Regions from separate parts of the Homo sapiens genome. Here region 1 is linked to region 2. Evidence: chromatin contacts called from ENCODE Hi-C data. All regions are on one chromosome and are shown on one strand. Each heading gives the region's core, a stretch centred on a gene start or an enhancer-like site at or near the end of the contact. The rest is flanking DNA. Distances are from core to core; before and after follow the strand shown.

The links. A loop is a pair of places that touch in the nucleus more often than their neighbours do. Pooled maps may share reads with other maps.
Region 1: a map of naive thymus-derived CD4-positive, alpha-beta T cell shows a loop between it and region 2 (3-fold over the local background). The contact joins the promoter of TENT5C-DT here to the promoter of CD101 in region 2. A Hi-C loop is called at or near these places in 1 of 168 maps with a recorded cell type or tissue (naive thymus-derived CD4-positive, alpha-beta T cell), 1 of 37 single-sample maps with no recorded cell type and 6 of 50 pooled maps.

Annotation. Positions count from the first base shown.
Region 1 is chr1:117,603,934-117,609,967 of GRCh38, forward strand. TENT5C-DT (TENT5C divergent transcript) reads right to left here and starts at 1,837. Exons shown (of 3, transcript NR_121626.1): 1 at 1,713-1,837; 2 at 856-1,003. It overlaps TENT5C (terminal nucleotidyltransferase 5C), which reads left to right and starts at 2,115. Exons shown (of 2, transcript NM_017709.4): 1 at 2,115-2,220. RefSeq lists enhancers at 929-1,429, 1,430-1,930 and a silencer at 1,841-2,180.
Region 2 is chr1:116,996,639-117,003,546 of GRCh38, forward strand. It overlaps CD101 (CD101 molecule), which reads left to right and starts at 5,122. Exons shown (of 10, transcript NM_001256106.3): 1 at 5,122-5,222. The coding sequence starts at 5,180.

The DNA of each region.
Region 1 (6,034 bases), core at 587-3,086, 600 kb after region 2:
TGAAAAATTGCTCAACATCCTTGATCATCAAAAAATGCAATTTTAAATCACAATGAAATACATATCCCCCCCCTTTTTAAATTAAAAAGACTGAAAATACCAATACTGGCAAAGATGTGAAACAACCGGAAATCTCATATCACTGGTTGGAACCTAAATTGTTATACGAATTTAAAAACTGGCAGTGTATTTAAAGTTTAATATGTGAACACTCTATGAACCAGGAATCCAATCCTAGGTATATATATATATCCAACATAAATGAATGCTATGTCCACCAAAAGACATGTGTAAGAATGTCTGCAGCAGCTTCATCAAAGGCAGAAACATGAAGCAACTCAAATGTCCACCAACAGTAGGATGAGTACACAAATCGTTGAATATTTATATAATGAAGTAATACACAGTAGTGAAAAAGAATGGACCATTGTTACACACAACAATATGGATGAATCTCATAGACGCACTGTTGGGCAAGAGAAGCCAGACATAAAATTGTACGTGTTATGTATTTCATCCATAGCAAGTTCAAATATTGGTAAAACTAATCTATGGTGATAGAGGTTAAAATAGTGGTAATCCTTGTCGGATACTGAATGGGAAGGGGCATGAATGAGCTGGAAAGGTTCCACATCTTGATATGGATGGCAGTTACATGGGTATGCATATGTAAAAAATTATCATTCTGGACACTTTTGATTTGTGCGCTTTACTGAATGTTATACCTCAAAAACAAAAAGTAAAACAAAAAATCAGATCATATGTCTTGATTTCGCGTCTAACAATAGGATCACTGGCTTTCCCTATAAACACTCATATTGATGTCCTATCGCATTAAAGTTCCTGGATACTCACTCTCCTCTCCCTCGCTGGGAAAGACATATTTGAGAACTCTTCATAGTCTGACAGACAGGAGAACCACACTTATTTCAGGCAGGGTTGGAAGAGTAGGGCGGAGGAGATGTAAATACTGCATCTGGGAAGTAATCTTTTCCCCCAGCACCTAGTAAACGATCAATACAAGTACAATAATGTCTATTGATAAATAACATTGTCCAACATTGGCTACTATCTGATACATACAGCATTTGCCACACACTTTCTAACAGGCACTAGGCAATGCACTAATTGTTTCCCACGTATTTTCTTAATACTTATATAATTCTACAGAGCTGTCCCATTGTTAGTCTTGTCCTACAGATAGGAGACGCAGGTTGTTGGAGGGTTGGTTCAGTTACTTGCCTAAGGCCTTACAGAAAGTTTAAGTGGTGCATGGAGATCTCAACTCAGATTAGTCTGAATTCAGAACCTGGGCTGTAAACCACTCGCTATGTTATGAATGGATGGTGTCCAAGCCCTGCCTGCATGTTATATAACACACTGGACCAAGTGCTGTGGCATTCCGAATGGGGCCGAAGCGGCTGCGGCTGCCGACATTGGCGATGGACTCCCCGAGGCCCTTCGTCCCACTAACTGCACACAGGTGGTCCCCGGGGCCAGAGAGCCGCCGGCGCTCTCTCCCCGAAGACCACGCCTTCGCCTCCAGCCAGTTTGCTTGGGGAATCAGAAAGGTGCCCAGGGCCCAGAAACCATTAAGTTTTTTCCGACTTCAAAAACACACACCGGAGGTAGGCGTGGGCGTTACCCGCCTCACTCCTGGGGGCAGGGAGAACCAACGCGAAAATCCCCAGAGAGGCGGAAGAAAAACCTGCCTGCGAGAGAATAGGATGGAGATGGGAAAAGCCTGGGGAAGAGAGAGTTATGCGGCAGGAATAGCAGAAAAGCGTACTAAGCAAAAAGAAAGGTGTCCCACTAACTCCGAAGTTAAGTGGGTGTCGACGCAGCCCCCTCTATTGCGCTTGCGCAGTGCTGCCTCCCTGAGCACCCCGCCCCTTCCCGCCGCTGAGGATTTACTCGTCTCTTGGCAACCATTCACCCGAAGAGCCAATCAGAGGGCAGCCCTCGCCCCGCCCCTGCCGTCAGGGCCGGGCGGAAGGGTCCCGAGGGGACTGGCTCCGCCACGCCCCGCCCCTGGCTCCCCCGGGAGGGCGGCTCAGGGGCGGGGACGGGGGCGTGGTCCCGCCGTATAAGAACGGAGGGGGCGGCGGCGGGACGGCTCACTCGGTGCCGCTGCCTAGGGGCTGTAGAGGTCGCGCCGCTCCTGCTGGGGCCTGCCCACGCCAAGGACCTGCCTCTGTCGCCTCCTCTTCTATTGCCCAGGTGAGTCCGCGACCCCCCTCCTCTAAAGGTGCGGCGATGCGGCAGCAGCCCCAGGGAGCCGCGAGCTCACTTAGTGGGGGTCCGCCCCCACTAAGTGGTGCTCAGGTCTTTGCCCAGCCTGGTAGGGGGCAGGCGGACCCGAGGGGAGCTGCGGACAGGTGCCGAGACCCGGTGCTCCTTTCCCCTCCTGCTCCCTCGAGGACCCCCGCCCCTGACACACCCGTCCCAAAGGGCCAGAAGAGACGCTCCGAAAGGGAGCTACAACTTTCCAGAGACCTGGGGCTTGGCAAACTCCAGCGAGTTCCTGCTCCGCGCGTCCTGCAGGCTGCGCGCTGGCCAGGCGCGGGCAGGGCGTCTGAAGAGTGTGTGATCGGCGCCTCCGCTCCTACCTGGATCAGACGGCGCCCCCCGCCACCCATGCCTCCCTTCCTGGCTTGCAGTCCCTCGGGCTCGCCCCGGCGCTCCCGCGGGCGCGCACACCTTCGCCGGCCCGCCGAGTGTGAATTCGAATTCGGCGGTTTCACTAGGCGCAGCTGGAGACGCAGCGGTCCGGGGCTTGGATCTGGTTGGGGAGGGGAGGGGCGCTTCCTAGGCTCATTGCCAAGTCCTGAGTTTTAAGGAGAAGGGCGGAGATCCTTAAATTTAATGCGCTCACATCAGACTGTGGACACCATGAGCAGCAAAGGGATCCAAGCCAGTGACTTGTGCGCTGCGCGTCTCTCAGAAACTTCTTGGGAATGCGGTGTCTGTGAAACCTGCTTCCTCTCCTTTTGAAAATGAAACTTGCTTTACTGCGTAGGTGAAAAGCCACGGCAAGTGGGTCGACTCGGACGGATACCGGTGCGGCTGCCCCGGGAGGTGTCGCAGTTCGGGGACTCCCTTCGCACTGGTCGCGAGGCAGGAGGGAGCAGGGTGGGAGGCGAGTCAGAGGAGGGTGACTTACCTGAAGAATACAGGTTGGTAGCCTGCACACCTGAACTCAACGCTGGCGGGCGAGAAAACCAAGCAGCGCTACCTCCAAGTAAGGGCGCTCCCCTGGAGAAATGAATGCCTGGCGAGCTTCTGGAGAACCCACTATTAGGGCTGGACCCTGCGGGAGGGATAGTGTCAGCTCCCTTCCCCTTCGCCCTTTTTTGTCCATAGGTAGGCTTTTGTAGGGCTCTAACCAGTTCCCTGGCTTAATTAAGTAGGGGCCTGCTTCCTTTTTAACATTTTTGCTTTCTTACGGAGATATAAAGTGCATACAAATGAAGTGCTTAAAATGCACTTATAGTAAGAAAGCTTTTATAAATACTATGTGCATAATTATTTGTATTGTGACAACTTGGTCTTCAGGTTACTTTGTAGGTGGGTTAGGAGACTGAACCAGCCCAGGAAATAAAGTTAGGGTGATTAGATCCTCCCAAAGTACACTTCTGGCTGGCTCAGCTGCCCTCTGCGTGCAGGAAAGAGGGTGACCGTTGTTGGCGACAGCAACCTTTCAACGTGAGTAAATTGGCAAGGAAATGAGCCCAGGAAGTAAGTTGGGCAGCCGCAAGAGTGGTAGGAGAGCTTACCCAGAATTTTACTGTCTTAAATCCCCAAGGGTATTATTGAGGGTGTGAGACCAGCCACGTTAGGCCCTGCAGTGGAAAAGGGGGAGGGGGATGGGGAGTAAAGAATGCTGACTTTTCTCTGGGCTTTTAGGGAAACCTCTGAGCTGGGCTGCAGGGGTTCTGTCCTTTGACATTCTTGTTTGTGAAGATGGAAAATGATCTCTGGAGTCAAGCTTAGTTTATTTCAGATAATGAACTTTTTCTCTTAAGGTATACCCATAGCTTTAGAGTACATATATTCTCAATAAAGAGTTTTTAGGAAGATTTTGGTATATTGTATATAATTGTTCAGGTAGCTATGCGGGGGTAGGGGGCTCCCATAACAAAGTTTAAAAAAAAAAAAAAACTCTGCCAGGAGGCCTCTAAATTGTTACCAAAACAAAGATCCCTAATTTCATAAGCAGCTTCAGTGAGCACATAGAATTAACAGCCATATTTCTTACGCTGTTTTTTCCACAATACCTACCTTGTATCCAGGGATTAAATTCATGTAATTCTGAAGGAAAGGATTTGGCTCTTAGCCTGCTTGTCAGAGTGAGCATGACTTAGTTGTGCACCTGTGGCTATCTCTACCTGGTTTCTTCTCTTGTACCGTGAGCACAAGTAGCCACTGAAATCTCCCGAGTTCCAGAGGCCCGTCCCCCCTCAGCTGTATCTCCCCATAGTGCACACATTCAGCCCACATTCCCCCGTGTTCAAGGCCAGGGCAGATCATGCACATCTTGCGCTGCCGGTCAGAGAACAGAATTCCTCATATTTCTGAAAGTCCAAGGAACAGTGCAGCAGTAAAAATAACTTAAAAGTGGGCTGTAGTGCTCTTGTTTTCACAGTACCATTAACCAGACACATTTGATAGAAAATTTAAAAACTTCATTTAAAAAACTTTTTTTGTTGTTTTTACTGCTCAAGTACATAGGACCTTGTCTTCATCTTTTGTCTCTGATCAATGTTGTGTTCATGGAGTTACCTACTAAAGAAATGGAAACCCAAAGGCTCTCAGTGGATGAGTTGAACCTTTTTTTTTTTTTTTTGCATTACTGAGAGAAGTCGTGGAAGCCCAAAACTAGTTTCATGAGTTAAGCTAAACTTATGTTTTGGGGTTTCTTGGTTTCACACCTGTCTCTGGGTGTATCTGCTATTTTGTGTGCATGTGTGTGTGTTTAGGAGTTAAGGAGTAATGTGGAATGTGAGGTTACTTGGAATAAAACATTACTTGGGTTAGATAAGGTCTGTTGCTTTTTGTGTTGTCATTGAGGTAAACAAGGCACTGTAGGAAAATGCTTCCTGCCATCTTGGTGTTTTGACTATAGTACATTAAAATGGCATAAATTGTATTACAATGAAGCAGACACCTCTGTGTTTAAAGAAATGTTCATGTGTTTAAAGCTGCTTGGGTACATTAGTACTGCTGATTTCTTGTGATGTTTTCAGGCCATAAGATCTCTCAAAACGTTTTTACGCTTTCATTGCAGGCCGCATAAAGAGGCTTGCATTTGGAATTCAAATAGTTTAGAGGAAGCATCTTTATATAGTTCAACTAGGTAAGGAAGCCTTAAGAATTGTTCAGAATTAATAGATTTTGTACAGCTGGCCCCCACAGTCTGTTCTAGAACTGTTTGAAAACTTCTTGGAACAACAGAAAAAAAATATGAAAAAATAATTGCTGATGTTAAGCAACTCTCTCCCTGTAGGATGTTTTTTAGTGTCGGAGCTTGAGACTAAAGTCTTGGAGTCTTGGTCACAAAACTGCATGGAGTGTTGTTTATTTCTTGGAGAACCGTGATTGAGTCAGTAAGTAGTTAAGTGCTTCCTAGGCAGTAGCTAGTGCCAGGTGCTGAGGACGCCAAGGCAGTGGTGTTTGGAAATGCCTTTGGAAGAGCTCTGGATGCGAGAGGAGCTGGGCTGGCTTTATCATGCAGTCGAGGCACTCCGATTTCTCTCATTAGTCTCAGCCACTGGCATATGAGCGCCGGAAAGCGGAATCTGTGCTCACTGCTGACTCCCCAGTGCCTGCTTATAGAGCTGGCCTGGCACACAGAAGGTGTTCTGTCATTTGGATACATGTTCGGTTGGCGGCTTGCAAAGAGGGAGGCGTACTTGAAGTGGGAGTTCTCTTGGTGGACCGAGGCAGGCAGGCCAATGGCTGAGTCCTCTTTTAAGTAGAGGCCACAGGGGTATAGGTTTGGAGCTGAGGGGCAGTGACTAGCTAATTGACCAAC
Region 2 (6,908 bases), core at 3,872-6,371:
TAATCAATTTGACCTGAGTTCAAAGAGCTCAAGTGGGATAAGGGGTGAAATAATGATCAGCCTCCTGCTGACCCCTTAGGGTTTTTTCCCCCTCCTCCAGCCATTCACTATCGTACATTCTGCCTCCTGTAAATCATGAGTAGCTAGCTAGAAGGTTTGTTAGAAAGAGCTCTGAACCAAAAGTGAGAAGGCAGCCTTAGAATCCCGCCATTTTCTAGCCATGATATTGATATACTCTGAGTCTGTTTTCTCATTTGTAGAATGGGATTAGTAATACCTACCACATAGTGATATGAGGTATTCTATAAGACTGTATATGTAAAGTGCCTTGCACAGAGCCTGATATGTAAAAGGTCCCTATTTAAATATTTCTTGGGCCTGAGTGCTTATGATCAGAGGACATAATACCTGCAATTTCTATGGTTCTGTGGAACTAATATTGGCGCATATCAACCTGAAAAAAAGAACTTTTTATTAATCTTCCAGGAACTAGAACAGAATTTTTCCTTTAGTACCTTCCTGGTTTCTTTGTCCAGTACTCTCTCCCCCCATCTGAATCAGGAACTACATTTTTACATTCCTTTCAAATGATACAATTGCAATGCAACAATTCCCAAGGTAAAAGAATAACTGTCTGTCTTGCTGGCTCTATTTTTTCTTTTCTTCTTCCTTTTTTTTTTTTTTTCTTGACAACAGAGAGCTTCTTTTTCCCCCCAGAAAAGAGGCAACATCACCCTGTCAATGTTAAATTCTGGCAGAAATGAAGCCACTGAAATGGAAAGAGAAAAAATATTTTGGCAACAGCCAGGAATGAGAAATTGCATAGCATTTACTGGGTTATATATATTCTGTGGATACAGGATACTCTCTATTATTGGCAATGATTGTCTCTGTGGTCAATGCTTATTTCTAAAATAATTCTCTTTTCAGTGCACATGGCAGATTGATTGCATTGATGGCCTCAGTTTGTTTGTGTTAATCTCTCCCTTTGCTCTATCACTTTGTAGTTCCCCTCCATAAAGAGGCAGAGTATATATTAACCCATCTCTTGCCTTTGGACTTTCATGTGGCTTGCTTTGGCCCATGGGATGGTAGTGGTCATGATGTAAGTAGAAGCTTTAAAAAATGCTGTTGTGTTTCCACTAGTTCTTTTGGACCCCTGACATTACCATGAAAATGTGCCAGTCCAGCCTGCCAGAGAGATGTGAGAGACATGTGGAAGAGAACTGAGTCATCCCAGCCAAGGCCATCCTAGACCATCCAGCTCCTGTCAGCAGGACACAGCCCCATTAACAGAGCCACCCAGCTGACCCATAGGCTTGTCAACAGAAATAAATGTTTGCTGTTGCAAGCCACCAAAGTTTTCTGATTGTTACACAGCAGTAACTACTCCATTCACCACATTTGCTTAAAGTGTTGGTGCCTGGGGGTGACCCCCAACTTCTGCAACTAAAATGGTGAATAAATTCCTGTAACTTGAGCCTCACTGATTTTATAGTTAGTAGCCTGGAGAGTTTGTTCGAAATCTCCATCCTAGGCAGACTGCCCTTTAATTGTTCCCAAAATACAATCTGCACATCCCTGACTCTGCCTCTGCCTCTGTACATTGTATTTGTCCACACTGAAATGTCCTTCTCCTTCCTGCCCATTTGCATCATACTAGATGTCCAAGGACCAATTTTAAAACCAGGCTCTTCTGAATGACTTACTGCGACTGTTCCCTGCCTTTTCAGCCTATTAATTCAGGTTATTTCTTGCCTGAGCTATAGATCGGATACCAGACCCATGTTTGCCGTATATGGCTGCTGTTTTTTTTTTTTTTTTTATCTCAGCTGTTTATTAAACTAGACCCCAAGTTCCTGGAGGGCAGGGCCCTCTTACACCTCTTTTATCCCCCAAGCCTTGCATAGTATCTTGAAAAGGGAAGTACAGGGCCTTTCACTTAAGACTTCAATATTTGTAGTTTGACCATCACTGGAGGGCTAATAGGTATCATTGCTAATGAATAAAACCAGAAGAATGGATGAGTGAATGGAGGGATGGATGGATGTATGGATGGATAGATAGATAGATAAAGTTAGATGCCTCCAGACCTGAATTTGTAGAATGTACCCCATTCTACTATAATTCTCACTAGGAAAATAAATTTTACTTTAAAATGCCACCTTTCCCCTGAAGATTTTACTGACCTCCCATTCATTCTCTCCAGATTAGACATGCCCTCTTCCTTCTCTGATATCCCTATGTGACAGTCAAGTTCTTACCTGCTCACCTCCACCATGCCACATGGCACAAGCAGCAGCTCCTTCAGATCAAAGGCTGCAGCTTAATTATGTCCTTAATGGATGTCCAGCACATGGTAGGGTGCTTACTGCACAGGGAGTATTCCGTAACTATTTGATTATTTTATCTATCCCACCTCTGTCTTTATTTATTTATTTATTTTGAGATGGAGTCTCGCCCTGTCGCCCAGGCTGGAGTGCAGTGGCGTGATCTTGGCTCACTGCAAGCTCCGCCTCCTGGCTTCATGCCATTCTCTTGCCTCAGCCTCCCCAGTAGCTGGGACTACAGGCGCCCACCACCACACCCAGCTATTTTTTTGTATTTTTAGTAGAGACGGGGCTTCACCATGTTAGCCAGGATGGTCTCGATCTCCTGACCTCGTGATCCGCCCGCTTCTGCCACCTAAAGTGCTGGGATTACAGGCATGAGCCACTGCGCCCGGCCTCTGTCTTTATTTTAAATGCCCTACTTCAGGCCCTTATTATTGCTCATAGAGACAACTACAAAAACCTTGTAACTGACCTTCTTGCTTCTAGCCTTGTCTCCCTTCTTCACCTTTCAACCTGTTAGCAATGCACACATACAGAATTCAACTTAAAAGGAAAAACGGAAAATCCAACCAGGCTATACTACCACTAAAAATCTTCATAGCTTCCCTCTTCTTTGAGGTATTAATAAAAGCCAAGCTCTTAGGCTTGGCACACGAAGCCCACTAAGATCTGCCCATCCTACCTGTATAGATCCTTCTTTCACAACAACCTCAAACTTCATTCCAACAAGATAGTACAGCCTGTGTGTTACTATTCATGCCACACGGTTTTTCCCCAACTGTACCTTGGCCCCCTGCCTCTCTAGATGACTCATTGACTCACCTGGCCCAGCCCAATCCATCTTGACCTTCCCTCCTGCCTACCAATTTTCCCCACCCCCTATAGGTGCCCCACTGATTGTTGACACATTGCATTGTGATTATCTGATTTAAGTGGAAGCTTCCTGAGAACTCTAGCACTAGCGTAGTATTAGTCTAGGTTCAGGGCCAACTGTTGCATTTAGATACTCCTCTGCCATCCTTGATACCTGGGTTCACATCGGTGTAACTGCCCATTAGCGTAACTGCCCAACAGGTTTCTCCTTGCCTGCTGCCCAGATAGAACAGACTTATCAAGACAGGAGAATTGCAATAGAGAAAGAGTTTAATTCACACAGAACCAGCTAAATGGGAAACCAGAGTTTTATTACTCAAATCAGTCTCCCCGGAAATTCAGAGACTGGAGTTAGTAAGGATAATTTGGCAGGCCAGGGAGTGGGGAGTGCTGATTGGTCAGGTAGGAGATGAAATCACAGGGGATCAAAGGGGGTTCTTGCAGTCTTCCGTTCCTAAGTGGGATCAAAGAACTGGTGGAACCAGATCACCAGCCTGGATGGTGTCAGCTGGTGCATCAGGATGCAGGGTCTGAAAAATACCTTGAGCACCAATTTAGGTTTTACAATAGTGATGTTATCCCTAGGAACAGTTGGGGAGGTTGGAATTGTGTGGCCTCTGGCTGCATGACTCCTAAACCATAATTTCTAATGTTGTGGCTAATTTGTTAGTCTTACTAGGGAAGTCTGCTCCCCAGGCAAGAAGGGGGTTTGTTTCCAGAAAGGGCTGTTATCCTCTTTGTTTCAAAATTAAACTAAGCTAAATTCCTCCCAAAGTTAGTTTGGCCTACAACCAGGAATTAACAAGGGCAGCTTGGAAGTTAGAAGCAAGATGGAGATGGTGAGGTCAGATCCCTTTCACTGTCATAACTTTCTCACTGTTACAATTTTTGCAAAGGCAGTTTCACAGGGCAGATGAAGATTTACTTAAATGTCTCATGATGGTGATGATGGTAGCTAATATTCATTGAGCAGTTACTATGTACCAGATATTGTTCTAAGTGCTTTAAATAAATTAGCTTGAAACTATCATTCTCAGCAAACTATCTCAAGAACAAAAAACCAAACACTGCATGTTCTCACTCATAGGTGGGAATTGAACAGTGAGAACACTTGGACACAGGAAGGGGAACATCACACACCGGGGCCTGTCATAGGGTCGGGGGAAGGGGGAGGGAAAGCATTAGGAGATATACCTAATGTAAATGACGAGTTAATGGGTGCAGCACACCAACATGGCACATGTATACATATGTAACAAATTTGCACGTTGTGCACATGTACCCTAGAACTTAAAGTATAATAATAATAAAAAAAAGTAAAATACAAAAAAAAAGAAATAAAAAAATAATTAAAAAATTAGCTCATTTGGCATTCACAGTAATCTTACAGGGTACCTACTATTAGTATCCTCATTTTAGCAATGAGGGTTAGGAAAAGTTAATTAAGTTTTCTAAGATTGCACAGTTACTAAAACTAGAATCTGCATGCAAACCCAGGCAGCCTGACTCTAGAGCCTGTAACCTTCAGCACCACCTCATGTCGCCCCAAGTTCATGTTTTTCAGGGGCCTTCTCCCATTTCTCAGTCATTTCCTCTCTCAAGAGAGGAGGAGAAGGAAGGGCCAAGAAGACAACATTGCTGGTGCCTTTTTTATTTATTCAGTTTACCTAAATTCTCTCATCATTACCAAATGACACATACTGTGAGCCAGGTTGAGACCCATCTTTTCTTAGTTTTATCGATATCTGTTTACTTAACCACAAAGATAACTTTTTTACTCCCAAATTTGAGTGATTAGTAAAGAGCTACATAATGTAACCAGTTTTGCTTTTCACAAGACATCTCTATTTCTCAGTGGGCTGAAAACCACACTTTTGCTTCCTCTTTACTTTGCAGTGAGAGCACAGCATTTGTCACTCAACCTCTGAATGTTAGTGACACTATTGGGACGAAAAAGGACTGTGCTGGCCCAAATGGCAGGCATCTCATATGTGGCATCTTTCTTTCTCCTTCTGAGTAAGTTTCATAATCCTTTATGTTTCTCTTGTCACAGGAGTTCATCAACTCAGGGTGCTGAGTGATGGAACAGGACAATTTGGTCTCTACAGGAACAACTATGCCATATATTTCTGATGTTAGCAATAATTTTTGACTTACTAATGACAGTTCTTGGCTTACCTAGACATCCTTGAGTTCCAGGGAGTCACAATGCTTGGTTGAGTCCCATGCACAAGATTCCATTGGTTTTAACATTTGTGTGTGTTGCCAGATCTGTCAGTTTTGCTTGGCCCTGGCTTTACTCATCTTCCTGGGCCGATCATCCCAAGAGACAGTAAAAAAGCTTTGTGTCCCAAACTGAGAGGAGACCTTAAGGTTTGCCTGATATTAAGGCTTGATGGGATAACTATGCCTTGCAGATATGACTGGATGGAAAGAAAGGTTATGAAAGTACTTAGTAGTTTTAGACTATGCTAAAAGAAGGTTCTAGATTTCACCTGCGAGTGGAAGTGGAAATTGACTACTGAGAGACTGAGAAATGAACAGGAAGATTCACTTGGCTCTACTGAGGGCCATGCAGAGGGGCTTGCCTGATCTAGGGGCATTTATCTATGTTTGAATAGGATGGAAGAAGAGAAAATTTGGAGGTAGAAGGGAGAGTCAGATGAGTTGAGCAGGTAATGGAATAGTTTCAAACCAGATAGCAGGTACTTTTTATGCTACAGTTTTCATTAACATCTGGTAAAGAGAATAGACTCCATCTCAGAATAATGTTTAAAATGCATAAAATAAAATGCATAGAATTACAGAGGAAATCAGTCACATTGAAATACAGGTATCAAAATATTTTAAATAAATTATAATGCAGTAATTTATTTGCTTCTTATTTATGCATTACATAACAAAATCTACAGGTAGGTCTTTTAACCACCAAACTTCAAAGTAATGATGAGTATAAATAACATTTCAATATATCTTAAGTAGTTGTAATGTGATATGAAGATATCTGTGGTTGTCTACATACATAACTGAAGAAAATACTAAATTTCCATTAGAGGCAAAAATGAAAATAAAGATGTAAGATTATTTTTCACCCTAGTTTATGGACCCTTTAATCCTACATGTGGACCCAGTTAAGAACTCTTGCTTTATAGCTGGGCATGGTGGCACATACCTGTGGCCCTAGCTACTTGGGAGGCTGAGGTGGGAGAATCGCTTGAACCTGGGAGGTGGAGGTTGCAGTGAGCCAAGATTGAGCCACTGCACTCCAGCCTGGGTGACAGAGTGAGATTCCATCTAAAAAAACAAACAAACAAACAAAACTCTTGCTTTAGAGAGACTGGATGGAGCCAGTGCAGGGACCCGAATGGCTGGGATGATTGGGGAACTAAACCAAGCTGCATTTGGTGTGACCAGGACTATGGCTGAAGAATTAAAAGAAAAGAATACAGCATTCAGCACAAAGAGGTTGCTTAATAAACATTGATTGAGTTGAATTGTGCTCATGTCTCTAGGTACATATGATAGTGTGAGGTTAAGAGTCAGACCTAGGGCCTGCAGGGGAAGTTACTGGGACCACTTGCTGGGTGACGGATGCCTGCCAGACTGGCTTGGCGGGTGTTGATGGATAGGTGCACTGGTGGGATCCTTTGGGGGCTGGTGTGTTTTTGTTGTTTGGTTAAGTTGTCTGAGTGTGATTCTCAA